2 separate regions of the Homo sapiens genome follow, and region 2 is linked to region 1. A link is a loop called in an ENCODE intact Hi-C map of the cell type or tissue named here. Cell type or tissue: PC-3. All regions are shown on one strand.

Evidence for each region. Peaks named below come from ENCODE experiments on the same cell type or tissue, not always from the same donor. Only the 100,000 strongest peaks of a DNase experiment are listed, where the experiment ranks them.
Region 2: it touches region 1 in a loop (15-fold over the local background); 4 of 110 quality-filtered maps call a loop at or near these places.

What each region holds. Positions count from the first base shown.
Region 1 is chr3:60,944,800-60,952,799 of GRCh38, reverse strand. All of the region lies in intron 3 of FHIT (fragile histidine triad diadenosine triphosphatase), which reads left to right. Among named protein-coding and RNA genes, the nearest start is that of FHIT, 300 kb to the left of the region's middle. In PC-3, a CTCF peak has its summit at 4,111 (motif pointing right); no DNase peak of the experiment used is centred here.
Region 2 is chr3:60,575,139-60,583,138 of GRCh38, reverse strand. The region is part of intron 4 of FHIT (fragile histidine triad diadenosine triphosphatase); the gene reads left to right. Among named protein-coding and RNA genes, the nearest start is that of MIR548BB, 39 kb to the left of the region's middle. In PC-3, a CTCF peak has its summit at 665 (motif pointing left); DNase peaks (open chromatin) are centred at 3,198 and 4,018.

The DNA.
Region 1 (8,000 bases):
TTTTAACAAGATCTGTTTGTACAGACTTTTCCTAGTCTCATTTTCCCATCCTTGATGATAAGAATGAGACTTTCCTTCTGGTATAGCTGGACGTCTTCTATATGGGGGTTTTGTTTCATGTTTTCAGGAAGAAAAAGGGGAGGGTTAGAGAACACTTCTTGCACCTGCTGGGTTTTGTTTTGTATTTTAATGTGCCTTTAGCTCCACATAATCCTTAGGCTAAAGTGGCATATTTCGGGCTGGCATATTCTCCCACTCTTCACTACCCTATGTTTTGGCCATTCAGAGGCAATGTGGCTGCCCTTCTCCTGGAATAGTACTGAGATTCTGCATATGATCCAAAGCCCTAACTCCATTTCAATGAAACTCCATGGATTCCTAGGGACTATTCTTTGATTGTGACTACACAGACACCAGAACAAACGGTTAAAAGATGAATAAATAGGCCAAGTTGTCACTGACTTGTCAAGTTGCCTGTGGTATCCAACAGCTGATTGCACTGCTATGTTTTCTTTCCCCACTATAGTGGTTGGCCGAGATTACAATCTGTGGTCAGTGGATTGATCGACTGATTCGGTGTGGTATAGATAGATAAAAAGTGGAATCTCTTTTTTTTTTTTGGGGGGGGGGTGGGGAGGACGGAGTTTTGCTCTTGTCTCCCAGGCTGGAGTGCAATGGCATGATCTCAGCTCACCAACCTCTGCCTCCCAGGTTTAAGCAATTCTCCTGCCTCAGCCTCCCGAGTAGCTGGGATTACAGGTGCCCGCCACCATGCCCAGCTAATTTTTGTATTTTTAGTAGAGATGGGGTTTCACCATGTTAACCAGGCTGGTCTTGAACTCCTGACCTCAGGTGATCCACTCGCCTTGGCCTCCCAAAGTGCTGGGACTCCAGGCATCAGCCACTGCACCCAGCCAAAAAGTGGAATCCTTTCTGCCCCACTCAAAGAGACCTTTCCCTTTATTTAGGGAAAACAATCCTGCTATAACTATAAATACTAGTTAATGAAGAACAAGGTCTGTCTCTGATGTTTTTTGACCCCCATCTAGATCATTCTCCTTAAATACTCTCACCAGAGTTTTTCTTACATCTTTTAGCCAGATATTAATGCTTAACCCATTTCCCGTTTGCTCCGAGAGCGTTGTGCTGGTAGCAAGCTGCACTTCTTTCTTCTAAATGGTAAGTGGGTTAAGCATATGATAGGGTGATGAAGGTCGTTAGGTGTCAAGAGACCTGCATTCCAGTCCTGGCTTCACCATTAACCAGCTGAGCAATGTTAGGCAGTGTGTTTTACCCTGCTAGGTTTTTCCTCTTCGTTTGCTTGTTACGGTTCCTTTTGGTCATGGGCTGCCTTATTGTTTGGATACTTGGTGCCTTAAGTAGCACCTGACACCATAGTAGATCTTAAGTGTTCCATGACTCGAAAAACAGTAATACTAATAGCTGTAAACAGTTTCTGTTGAAGGGAATGAAAATATTAATAATGTTAAGCAGCTCTAAGAATTTTATTATTGGCATGTCTTCTTTGCCTGTGCTTTTGTTCCTTGGATGATTTGAGACTCCAACTCACAGCCTCTAGATTTCTCTTGAAGAATACAAAAGACCCTTTTTCTTGTATCCAGTATTTTTTTCTTATGATAAAACAGTACATACTATGGTAGAAAATATAAAAGCCACAGATAAGCAAAAAACAAAAACAGAATCTCCTGTGTATCAGGAATGTGTTCAGCTGCAAAATAAAGAAAATCCAACCAATAGTGACTTTCTCCAAGTCTTTAGAGGATAATCTAGAGCTGATGTTTTGGCATTTCTCTTCTACTGTTCTTAGCGTGTTATTTTTTTGTCTTCATGGTCACAATGAAGCTGCTGTTCCTCCAGACGTTATGTTTAGATTGGAAAGATAAAGGATAAATACAAAAAGAGACCTGTTAGATAAATCCGCTCCTTTTAATCAGACAAGAAGAAAAGCCCTACCTAGGCCGGGCATGGTGGCTCACGCCTGTAATCTCAGCACTTTGGAAGGCCGAGGCGGGTGGATCACTTGAGGTCAGGAGTTCGAGACCAGCCTGGCCAACATGGTGAAACCCCATCTGTACTAAAAATAAAAAAAAAAAAATTAGCCAGGTGTGGTGGTGCGTGCCTGTAATCCCAGCTACTTGGGAGACTGAGGCAGGAGAATCACTTGAACCCAGGAGGCGGAGGTTGCAATGAGCCAAGATCGTGCCACTGCAGTCCAGCCTGGGCGACAGAGTCAGACTCCATCTCCACTCCAGCCTGGGTGACAAAGCAAGACTCCGTCTCAAAAAAAAAAAAAGAAAAAAAAGCCCTACCTAGCAGCCTTCTTCTTTAATATTTTATTTTATAGAACAATTCCCAAGTGCAAGGAATGCTGGAGAGAAGAGGTTATGAATGGAAGATGGCTGACCAATGAATGTTTGTCAAACCAATGGTATACAAAGATAACAGCTCTCAATAAATATGATATTACAGTATCTACTGTTTTGCAATGTGTTTCCCCCCTTAATAGTACCACAAATCTTTTTTTGTTATTAAATATTCCACCACTTAATTTTCAATGTCTGCATAGTGTAGTCATGCCTCACTTAATGAAAACTGTGTCATTAGACAATTTCATACTCTTGTGAGCATCACTTTACTGAATACTATAGGCAACTGTAACACAAAGGTAAGTAGTTGCATATCTAAACATAGAAAAGGTAATGCATGCACAATGACTTTATGACAACTACAACGTCACTAAGCAGTAGGAATTTTTTAGCTCCATTATAATCTTATGGGATCGATATCATATATGTGGTCTGTCATTGATCAAAACTTCATTATGTGATGCATGACTGTATTCCACTTTATGGCTATACCATAATTAATTTGAACAGTCTTCTTTTGCTTGGAAATTTAAGATTTCCAAGTTTTACTATTATAAATGATGCAGTGATGAACATCCCTGTAGATAGCTTTTTTTCCAAACTCTTTTGACCTTTTCTTTCATTTTAATTCTGCTTTTTTTAAAAAAGAAATCTGCAAATAACAACGACGTAAATAAATAAGCAGATATTTAGGTACCCACTTTAACCAGAGACCGGGAAGAGGAATTTTTAATAACTGATAACTTACATTATATCTGCAAGATGCAAAATATCTTATTGATTGGGCAAAGCCGGAGAAACAATTAGTAAATTCAGCGACAGGATAGGGAGGAGGGAAGTGACCCGCTTTCTGATTAAATCAATTTAATCAGTTTAGTTAAAATAGATTAATGTCTTTTTCAGGTCTGGTTAAGGGGATCTAGAAGTTTGCAGATATGTTCATTTTCAGAATCCCTCATGCCTAAAAATATACTTTCCCTTGGCGTTGTGTTTCTTTTTGTACAAAGGTTGTCAAATGGGAGTGGGAAGGTGGTACATCTCATAGCTCATCTGTCAGAAAGTATTGCAGGCATAGCAAGGTTGAAAGGCTGGCATCCACGCTAGCTAAAAGCAGAGATTGCAAAGAAGTTTGGCCTCCAGGAGAGTAAAAGGGGAAATGCTGTCACATGCTCCCCTCCTGCCACCATTGGTGTGGTATTTGGTAGGGGGATTACTGACCCCTTCCTTCGCTTGAGAATAGTGGGTCAGCAAGGCAAGAATAGGGCAGAGAGTTCCGGAACTTGCTAAGAACATTACCTCTTGTAATAGGGCTTTAAGTGTCAACGCTTTTTCTACTGTATGCTAGGAGTACTAATTGAGAAGCTGGCCCCTACGCTTCAACTATATACAACTATAAGTTTTTTTTTTTAATGTTGCAAAGTAAGGTTAATTTTTATGGGGAATATTTTATGCCCTGCTTTCTGTTATGTGCCAGACAAATTGAGGGCGATGGAAAACTGATGGGTGATGAAGACAAAAGAGCGGTGTTGACCTTTTGGTAAATCATTCATCATACTGCTTCATCTGTAAGTGGTTTTCAGGTTGCAGCTCATATTTGCTAATCACTACACTTGACTCTCATTTCTGCAGGGGCTGATTGTTTTGTTGTGGATTGCCTTTTCTCTTTTAAAAAAATTTTGGTTATTGTTATAGCTGTTTCATTACTAATACTTCCTCCACCAGAGGGGGCTTGTGAATAGAGTTGGGAATTAATAATTCAGTTTCTGCTGCTCTTCATTCTCCTTAGTAGCTGAGATGGACTTTAAGCAATCCATTCACCTACTCTGTTTTGAGTCTTCTTGTCCCCAGTGGAATTCAATTACAAGATGGCTGTCTTTGACAGTGGCCACAGTCTGGAATAGTTAACTAGTGTTAATGGTCTAGCACCAGGATATTTTTAGTTTTCATGTTGATCAAAGTCCCATTAGGGAAAACTAAAGGGGAAAGCAAGAATAACTTCTTAGTTCAACCCTGGGTCACATACTAGAAATTATGAAATTCATTATAGTAGAAGCATAAATCTGTAGGGACCCAAAATGGATCCAAGGCTGGCATCTGGCAGAATCCACCTTACCAACATTGTAGTTACCTATGGGCTGTTAGGTCCTTTGGGCCTTCTGCCTGACTTGCCAGTGCTTAGAGTTCAGAAGCAAGGTTAATATATAAGACCCCCTTAGGGATGAATGGGCCTGTAAGACCTGCAGGCTAGGAAGGACACCTAGCACCTGGTCTAAGTGAGGACAATTAAGGAAAAGATTTTGCCTCAAGGATGCAGAGAAATTGACTGGAGAATCCACTAGGGAATCTGAGCAATTATAGTGTTGTGCTGAGTAACCCTACAGAGGCTTTATCTTAATTATATATTTTAGGGTTTATTAAACTAGGAACTCTGTCCCCTCTATGGGCTAAAGAGTATTTTGATATTTTGATTGAAATAAAATGGGAACTAGAGACACTAAGAAACAGAAACTAACCAGAAATGCTTTACTTTTCCTTTATTTCCAATCAAATGCAATGTCAAGAAATATCTAGATGTTATCTGGACTTCGCCTATCCCCTGCCTGAAGTTGGAATTCTTCTGTTGAGTAAATAGTCCTTGGGTCCCAGACTGGCATTGTTCACTAGGTTGGTGGGTGCAGATGGACAGTTGTTGCTTGTAACTTTGCAGCCAAACTTCTGAAGACATGATCACAAGACCATTCTGGATGTCTGTGTGTGTGGTTGGGTGGGCATGTGGGTACAGGTTATGACCTTTTCAAAAATAATTTTGTTAAGCCGCAAATTGTAGACTTGTGAATGCAACCAATTAGAATACTTTTACTTCATTTGGGATACCAAAGAACAAATTTCTTTATATTTTTAATAGAAATGCAAACAGCAAGAAATATGATTTCCAAATGACAACAAAATCTTTTAACAGGGAATTTTCAAATGTTACATTTTCCTTTGTTAGATATAGATAGCCAGTCTTTGGAGGGAAGGGACACTTAGATCTTAGAAAACACGCGATAGTCATAGTCTATTAATACCAGATGCTTCTTAGGAGAAGAAATAATTCTTACATGATGGTGATATTTTAAATATTTGAGGGTTTTTTTTAAGGGTCTTCCACAACAATATGGTATAGAATTTAGTCTGAGAGGAGGCTGAAATAAATTAAAATGAATTTTTGGAATCCTGCTTATTGGAAATGCTGATGCTATTGTGCTATTAGATGCTCCTCACCTCTTCCTGCTACAAATGTACAAACTTCCCTAGACTCATACCTGCCCTTGCCCTTTTCCTCAAGACTCAGAGATTAAGAAGAATTTTGTCTTCTGAATGCTTCCTTCACCTTTTACTGTTCTGCCCCATCCAATTTGTTAGCCAGTAGCCACATCTGACTGTTTACATTTAAATTCGTTCAAATCAAAGTAAAAAATTCACATCCTCAGACACACTGGCCTCGTTTCAAGGGCTAAGAAGTACATGTGCCTATTGTCTATCTTATAGGATGGCGTAGATATCAACATTGCCATCATCACAGAAAGTTCTTTTGGATAGCTGCTTGATACTCTTGGCAAACTCTTAAGGAGGCTTCCCCATCACCCTCTCCAGGGGTGTCTGTTTTTTTCTCAGTGTCTGACAGTGGAGTTGGTGTCTTCTGGTATTGTTCATTGTCACTTCTAGACAGTTCCTTTTCTCTTCCTCCGCAGAGGCTTTTAAAGCACATGCCATAAAACTCTTCTACAGCCTACTCCTCTGTATTTATTGAAGACGTTCCCCCCAGCGCCCTGTCTTTATACTCATCATTCTCAGTAAAAACATCCACAGAGAATACTCATACCTGGTCTATCAGGTCCCTGAGTTTCTCACTTGCAAATATCTCTCCCTACCTCATAGTCATACCCCAGGCCAATGGTTCACAATCTAGGAAGTACCACTCTCCTAGGGAGTAATTGCAAATGTAAGGAGTGCTACTGGTATTTAGAGGGCAGAAGTTAAGGATGCTAAATGTCATTCAGTACATGAGACTGTTATGCACGATGAAGAATTGTTTTCCCCAAATGCCAATAGTGCCCTTGTTATGAAATGCCATGCTAACCTTCAAAGTATGTTTCACAGCATCCCACTCTCTGACCACCACTTCCTATCTTTTCAGGGCTGCTGCCTCAGGTGACATTAGCATCTCTACTCCAACAGTTCTTTGATCCTGTGGGGCCTCCAATCTGTTGACTTACAGGATTTATGTACAATCCGTCATCCTCCTGTATCCTCACTTTCCTCCTTGCTCAGCTCAGATGCTATGGTTCTTCTCTTCTTTACATGCACACTGAACTCCTTTGCTCATCTTTCTCTGTCATTCTTATCTGGCAAAACTATGACCCTCATTCAGCTTTCCACCTACTTTGGGCCTGAGTGTGGATGGATGGAGGACACACAACTATGCTGACTGCAGTGGATCCTCTGTTCTACACGGTGATCCTGCATTGTTTACCTAATACTTCTACTTTCTGAGAAAACTATTTTATATCTTCACCTGTACCTCAACTCTCCAATGGCCATCCCCAGCTCTCTCAATCAGTTGATTGTCTCACTTCTTATTTCACTGGAGAAAGAGAAACAATCAGAAGAAACTACCTTATTTTCTCTAGCAAATCTACAAGCCTACCTGTATCCATCCCCACAGTCCCCATCTCCCTTTCTGGTATTCTGCATGAACTGTATAAACCCTGTAATAGGGAGGCTGAGGCGGGTGGATCACTTGATGTCAGGAGTTTGAGACCAGCTTGGCCAACATGGCAAAACCCTGCCTCTACTAAATATACAAAAAATAAGCGGGGCATGGTGATGGATGCCTGTAATCCCAGCTACTCAGGTGGCTGAGGCTGGAGAATCACTCGAACCCAGGAGGCAGAGGTTGCAGTGAGCCAAGATTGTACCACTGCACTCCAGTGTGGGTGACAGAGCGAGACTCTATCAAAGCAAAACAAAAAACCTGTAGTAACTCCCCATCATCCTTAGAATTAAATTCAGGCTTTTTGCTATGACCTCAAGGCTCTTCAAGATTCAGCCCTCTTCTTTTTACCTAGTCTCATACCACTCTCCTTTCTCCCTGCAGTCTGTTGACATTGGTTTTCTTGCTGTTCTTCTCAACATCTTTGTATTTGCTCTTGCTTTTGTTTGGAAATCTTCTCCCCGAGATATTTGTATGCCTTTGCCTCCTGTTGCACTTAGGTGTCTGCTCAAATGTCATCTTCTCAGAGAATCCTCCCTTGATCATCTTGCCTACTGTAGCTTTCCTCCTCCCTCATCATCCTCCATCTCTTTGCCCTGCTTCGTTTTCCTTCACAAGACTTACGACTCCCTGATGTTGTATTATAAATTCATGTTCATCTTTTTATTGTCAGAATATAACTTCCGTGACACTGGAGAGTTGACTATCTTATGACTTCTGTATCCTTAGTGCCTAGAACAGTGTTTAACACTCACTGTTTATTGATGAAGTATTTAACATATATTTGATAAATTAATGTTTCATCAATAAAGTGTGCTGACTACTATGGCAAAGACTCTTAATTTGGCATGCCTCTA
Region 2 (8,000 bases), 370 kb after region 1:
CCTTTCAGTTTCTTTCATTACCTAATGCTGTGTAAAGAGAGTTTTTTCCTCCTGTTTTCTTGTGTTGACATGTTCTGATTTAGACGCTTGTCTTACGCATAGGGACCATGTTGCTTCTCACTCAAGCAGTAAAGCGGTATCATTGGTGATTGCAAGGGCTGGTTTTGAAGTCAGGCAGATAGGGTTCAAGTCCTAGCTCAGCTACTTTTTTGATATGTGGTATTGGACACATTTCTTTGAACACTTCTCAGCTTTAGTTTTCTTACCTATAAAATATAGATTTGTTCTGAGAATCAAGTAGGATATTTAAATTGCTTAGTACAGGATCTGACACACAGTAAACCTATAATAAATGCTACTTTCTATTTGTTGTTGTTATGTTTGTACACCCCAGGGTCTTCCATATGTGGATGTGTTTATCTTTTGGGTTAAGCTTTTATCCTTTTAGTTTTAGCAGACAGAAATAAACCTTTAATTTGGCAGTATCTTCACATAGAATACACATTTTTTTTTATCCCAAATACTCCATCTCCCAGAAATTGTCTTGAAATGAAACCCATGTGAATGCCACAGTCTTAGTCAATATTTTAAACTTTGGTCTGTTAAGAAGGTTGTATCCGCATTCATTTCTTCCCAAGAGGAGACTGCCCTCCAGTGGAAATAATTCTGGTAAGGGGAGAAAATGATTTTCGTAGTTCAGACTATCTACAAATGTTTTATAAAATTTTCTGTTAAAATAGACTTACTTATGAAATTTAAGCTTAACTTCAAGGGAGAAAGTCTTTGCTGCTCTCTGAATGCCACCAGTCTGCTCTGACGAGGGCATTCATCAATTAGACATTCATGCCTTTAATGACTAGTCGCCCCCCACATGGGACAGGTATGCCTATATTCAAATGATTCTCAACCTTGGTTATACATTTAAAAACTAAGAAGCTTAAAAATATCCTGATGTCTCGGTTGCACCCCAGTCCAAATAAATCAGAATCTCTAGGGGATCTAGGCATCAGTATTTTTTAAGTCCCCTCTACACACTTGATTCCAAAGTGCAGCCTCCAGCCAAGGTTGAGAATCACTGCTTCAGACCCTTAGGTTTTGAAGCACACTTTTGTTTTTTTAAACAAAGTAAAGCAAAAATCCTGCCCTCACATTGCAATGGTGTTTGCTCTTCTTAAGTGTGCATCGGTGCAGCATCCACTGTCACCTGCTTATATTGAAATCTCATCTCCAGGGAAATTTACTGATCCAATCTTATTTCATTTGCTTGCTAATAAAGAACTTTTAGGTAGTAAAAGAGTATGATGAAAAAAGAATCTTTGATACTTCTCCCACTGTAAATCCCACTGATGGATTCTGTTTGGGACCAATAATCACTTGGACTTTGATAACCTCATCACTAAACTCTGCAGAAACATTTGAGTTTACCTGTCAAAAATGCATTTACATAGGATGAATTTATAAAAGAATATTTTTATATATTTACTCTTAGCCTTATGCATATACATGTTGCTTTTATTAGCCTACTGTTCTTTGTGTTTAGTTCATTATAGATATGAATCTAATGTTTTACTTAATAGGAATCACTATGGTTTTACCGAGATTGAGACAGTGGAAGGATAATTAATTTTGTTATCTGTAAAACAAAAATATTACCTACCTCCTAGAGTTCTTAAGAAAAGTAGAGGAGATAATATGTACAAAACAGCCTAGTGGCTGGCACTAAGTAAGCAGTCTAATGTTGTTACAGTATCAAGACAGCATATGATAGAGGTCAAGAGCAAGGTACTAGAATTAAGTTCTCTAGGTTCATCTCTCATCTAGACTACTTGTCAGCTCTGTGATGTTAGACAAATTACTTACCCTCTTTAAATCTCCATTTTCTTACCTGAAAACTTCTAACTACCTTTTGTGGGGGAGGATGAGAATTACGTATTTAATGTGCTTGTCAGTATTCTTGGCATATGTAAGCACCTTTTCACATACATAAAGTAGAAATAATGTGTGTGCGAGTGAGCAAGAGAGAATGAGAGGTTGAGATTCCATATTCATTCAGAGCTGCAAGGGACTTTGCCTTGCTTCTTGTGTACTCTCTAACTCCGCAGCATCAGCACCACCTGGAATCCTATTAGAACTATGCAATCTCAGCCACCGCCCCAGACTTAATCAGAATCTGCATTTTAAAAGCTTCCTGGTGATAGATGCACATTTGAGCAGCCCTGTTCTAATCTACAATTGCCAAGTACAGGACAAAATTGCTACCACTTCGCTGTCATACACCCTTGGCAGGCATCACTCATCAATCATGGCACTCCATCCCACCAGCGTCCTGCCTAATTACTCCAGACAGCCTCAACTAATTGATAGGAATTGTCATGAGAGGTGAAACCTGTAATGGAAGAAACTTTTGTAAGGAAGAAGTGACTTACCTGAGTGACAAAGGCAGTGCATTGCCAAGACAGTACTCAAACTTGGGATTTTTAATCCCCAGTTCAGTGATGCTGTACATTATTTTATATTGCCTTCAAATTCCATTCAGCAGCACACAACTATTGTATAGCTGGCTTTGTGCTACAACCAGAAGGTGCAAAAAGGAAATTAATATTAACCATACAGATAAAATGAGATGAAATATTAAAATGGAAGTTGAAATAGGTTTAAATCAGCTAAAGATGTTACTGGGATTAAAACTCAAAGTCTAGTAGTAATTCCTATCATCATAATTTAGGTATTGTGATTTTAAAAAATCAGGGATGATTGAAAAAGAGATTATTCATTAATTTCACTGAACTCCAAAATTTGTTTAAATTTTTTGTTCACTTAAGCATTTTTTCTTTAACAGGGCATGTAGTACTTGGGAGTGAAGTTGTCATTAACGTGACCACTGAATCCATTAGACAACATTCCACAAAAACTAATTTTGAATAGGACACAAATTGTAGACATTTATACACTGTATTTGCCTCTTTCTATAGGTTTTGCTTGAAATTTTAAATTTTAGAGTTGGAACGAGCCTCAGGATAGCATATGATACAGTTTTTGTCTCTTGGGAAGGGAGAAGGAATTTTATTCATCACCAATGAGAGATGTGCAGACATGAAAAACACCATCCTAGTATCTCTGAAATTTATCTTAAGCATCACGTCTGCTATTGCACGGAGGCTGCTAGACATTTTCTGACTCATTACTCAAATGACTCATGCTCCATTTAGTGTGGTGGGAATACATGGAGAAGTGGCCAGATCCAACTGAGTAAGTAAGCAACTGGCCAGAGTTCCCTGCATTTTGTTACCTGGGCTGTTAATTTGCTAGAAACCTCGAGACATTAACGTTCCTCTGAAGTATCTGCTGACATAGAAAGCCTCTTTCTCCACTCAGGAGAATATGCCAACATTTTCCCTTCTCAAATTGAAACAGGAGATTTCCAATTGTAACATCTCAAATTTATCTCAAACTGTAGTAATAGTTTAGCTAATGTAAGACAGACTGTAATTTATAAGCATGTATATATTTATATGTGTGTGTATATATAGGTATATATGTGTATATGTATAGACATGTGTTTATATATTCACATAGTGTTATTTTAACCATACTCATGTTAAGCATTATAGTTTGTCAACATACATATTAACTTGCCAGGGCACTAACTAAGTCAACATACACTTTATTTTTATGATCAAGAAATGTTCACATACAGTCATGCACCACATAATGACATTTTGATCAGTGGTAGAGTACACATACAACTGAGGTTTCATAAGATTATAATATATTTTTACTGTACCTTTTCTATATTTAGATACACAAATATACTTGTGTTACAGTTATCTACAGTATTCAGTATGTTAACATGCAGTAAAGAATTGTTGCCTAAAAGCAATAGGTTACAGCATATAGCATATAGCGTATAGCCTATGTGTATAGTGGGCTATACCTATCTAGGTTTGTGTAAGTGCACTCTTATGATGTTTGTGCTATGACAAAATTGCCTAATGATGCATTTCTCAGAACTTCTCATTGTTAAGCAATGCATGACTGTACAGGTATGCTTGCTCCTCTACTACTTACAAGTGATGGGTGAAAGGACAATTTGCAGGTGCATGGAAACCAGAACCAAGGAGCTATAACAGCATTTCTTGAGATAACATTGAAGATCAGATTGTAAAATTCCCTTTTTCTTGTGAGTGTTTACTTTCTTTGCCTGTAATTAATGTCCAAAGACATGGTATATAAAAGAAGACATCTAGAAAATGTTTCCTAGGAATTAGCTATCTGTAATAGTAAAAGAATAAAATTGGGAAATGTACCTATATAAATATAGGCACATATACACTAATTTTTGTGGCTTTCTTTAGCTGTGGTGGTGAATACTCCCTTCAAAAATGTTTCATTTATTTTAGAATATTAACATTAGGATCAGCAATACCCATTTTCTCCTTAGAGATGGCTATTTTGTTTTATGTGAACGTTTGAACTTGTTTTCTTTTAAATTATTCTTTAAATGTCCTCCTCATGACAAAACCTTGTGCCACATATGATATAAGCTGAATTGGTTAATTTCTAGCAAATGAAAATATGCAGGTACTTTATAAGAATAAGATCTTGTTTCCCATGATAAACTATAGGTTGAATAACCAAAGGCAGATGATGTGAATATTTATCGTGTGTGTGTGTGTGTGTGTGTGTGTGTGTGTGTGTTTTGTAGATGGAGTCATGCTCTTTCGCCCAGGCCAGAGTGCAGTGGTGAGATCTCGGCTCACTGCAACCTCTGCCTCCCAGGTTCAAGTGATTCTCCTGCGTCAGCCTCCTGAGTAGCTGGGACTACAAGTGCACACCACCATACTCAGCTAATTTTTGTATTTTTAGTAGAGACAGGGATTCACCATGTTGGCCAGGATGGTCTCAATATCTTGACCTTGTGATCCACCCACCTCGGCCTCCCAAAGTGCTGGGATTACAGGTGTGAGCCACCACACTGGGCACTAAAGTGTGCACTTTTAAAAGATTGTAGTTCTCCATCCCTTTCTGTATTTAAATGTCTGTTCCTTGTGCTGTGGTTTAGAAACAGATTTCGGAAGACAAGTTGATGATTTTTAATCATGTTATCCCTTTGGTACATGATGCTGGGCTGGAGCTACACAAAGTGAGTGAAACACACTTAGTCTTAGGGCTTTAGGAACTTAAAGTGATCCCTTAGCCTTTTGAAGAGCGTGCTATGAAATTTGAGTCACCTGGAATTGTCTAAGCAACTTAATTATTGTTAGCTAATATTAGAAAAGGGGAAGCAGAAGATTGAAGTTTGTTTTTGTAACAGCCAATGAGGCATCTAATGATTCAAATGTCGCTCTTAAAGCTAACTTCCTTAAGACAGAGCATCTCATTTTCATAAATGTCCTGAGGCAGCCGAACGGTTGTATATATTCATTTAATAGAAATAAAAAAGACTTCCAACCAAATTTCAGTAATCAGGAAAGCCTCTTAGCACTGATGTCTTCTCAGTGTGCAAACAATTTTTTAAGAATACCCTGAGGTGAACTCTGCAACCTTTTTCTTACAAAATATACACTTTTGGGATTATTTGAAAGTGGACTCTGCCATCAAATTAAATGAACCATTGACTACGTTTTCGTTAAGAGGTCTATTACCAGCTTCCTTATTTAGTGTACTTTTATTAAAATACTATTGCACTTTACATCTGAATCCTCATAATTCAGATATTTAATGGACAGTCATAGGGTATTAAATTGTCCCTGTTATTTTTGACCCAAAAGAGAGCATGGGGCACCTAATGTAAGGGGCTAAATTAAGGAGAGAGGAATCTGGTTAGCTTCTAGACATTTGGAAAGCCTATGTTCTTGGTCCCTCAAATTGCTGCTGAAAGGCAGCTTCAGAATTTGGTATGTGAGAGCTTGTTCCCTGAACTAGCTCAGTGTTAATTTGGGAGGGCCAGAACCATGTAGTACCAAACCTCATGTTTATGATAGGTTAAAACCAAAAAGGTACCTGTTGATCAATGAGGGGTGTTATATTTTTAATCAGTGTCCTCCTTTTTATTTATTTGAAAAACAGCATACAATTTTTTTCCATAATTAGATCTCTATTTTAAGGTGATGATCGACAAGTTGAATATTGAATTATCTATATCACTGGATGAGACCTGTGTGTGTGTGTGTGTGTGTGTGTGTGTGTATGCAAATGGATGCAAATATGTAATTAGACCCAGAAGCTATGGGAAATGAGAAGCATGTGGATTTTCAAACTTTCCAAAGTGCCTAGTAAAATGTATATTAATAAAGTGGGCTTTAGGGGGATAGGTTTTCATCCACCACCCTGTCTGTTACATGGAAAGCACTTTTCCCATTACTTTTCTATTTTAAATCTATTCCCCTGCCCCGGCTGATTGTACCTTTCTGAAATGTGCCAGGCAGAGAATCTCACATCTCCTTTTAGCTTGGAAATAATAACATCTTCACATTTTCACGGTCTGTTCTGAAATAGGAACTTTTCATTTATGCTTCACTCCCAATTGAAATAAATTGATTAACGTCATGGAATTGTGTTTCACCACAGACCTTTCGAAACAAAAAGTTGCTTTTCTGATGTGGTAAGGGAACGGATTGTCCCAGATTTTTTTATGCTCCAAGGACTCGGGGCAAAGAAACTGTTTTATCATTACGTGTTATTGAATCCTAAAGAATTTTCAGGTTGCATTTCTTTCCTTTTGCTTGTGTTTTTCCCTGGAGCATTTGCAGACACCATACCCTTGGTGTTTATTAAACTCAGAGCTCTCTCTGGGACCCCTCTTCTGTGCTTCCTGACGTTTCTCTCATATTTTCCACCTCCTTATCTTTTTGTCCTAGGAAATGTTTGGTGCCTTGCCTTCCATTTCTTGTATTTTTTAAAAAAATTTTACCAATCATATTCTTAATTTCCAATGACGCTCTTGCCTCTTAAACTGATTTTTTCCTTTTTTATACAGCCTTGTGTTGGGTAATCTTTGTTTTGCCTGAGGTTCAACTTCTACCCGTCTCTGTCTTGCGTCTCCTGGACTTCCTCCCTGGTGTTTGCTCAATGGGAGGCATTAGTGTAAGTTTACAGGGTGTGAAGAGAAGGAGGTGAGTATACTCATTCCCTCCTTTATTTGCCAGACGATAGTAACTGTGTCCTTCTGCAACTACATCTCCCACCAGTCATCTTGGCCTCCGTGACTGTGGCTGCCAGTGGCTTTGAGTAATGCTGTTTTGCCCTTGTCCTTTCAGCAGTTGTGGTAGTCATGGCTTCCTCCCGTTGCTAGTCTTTGGTGTCCCGGCATCCCTCATTGTTCCTTTGCACTGCTCATACTTTCATTCACAACTCTTCATGTGAACCGTAAGGCATAAAATTCTATTTTCTGATGAACAAACAACCTGTTCTTAACTTATAGGAGCAGTATGTTCTTGCATCTCTCCAAGAACTGGAACTTATGTTTGTAAGTTCTCTTCTGACCTGTGAATTCTGTCTCCGATGCCAGTTGCTCTCTATAAACTTTATTCCTTACATTTTATACTGTGGTCTTCTTAATTCTTTCATTCTTTTAAATGAAAATCTTATTTGATTAAAATAACTATTAAGGGTTTCCTCTGCTATTGTGTAAGCCTGTTTCTACAGTTTCCATTGGGTCTCCCTTCCATGAGTTCCAGTCCACTACAGTCCTTCTGGACATTCCAACCAGGTAAATATTCTTTGTGTACCCATCTCTAATGTTTAGACAAAAGAAAAAAATGGAATTGTTTGTTTGATACTAAAAGTCTTCCAGTATCTGGAGCTCAGCTTACATTTCTAATTCCTTAATCTCAGCACACTTTGGAACTAGACATCCCTTCCGACATACCTTTCTCAGCCCTGTTTTTGCACCTGTGTCTATTTGATACCTACTCATGTTTCTTACTAGCTTGCTATCAACCTACTCAGCCAAGTCCAACAGTCGCTTTCTTTTTCCTTTTTATTCTGACCCTTATTAC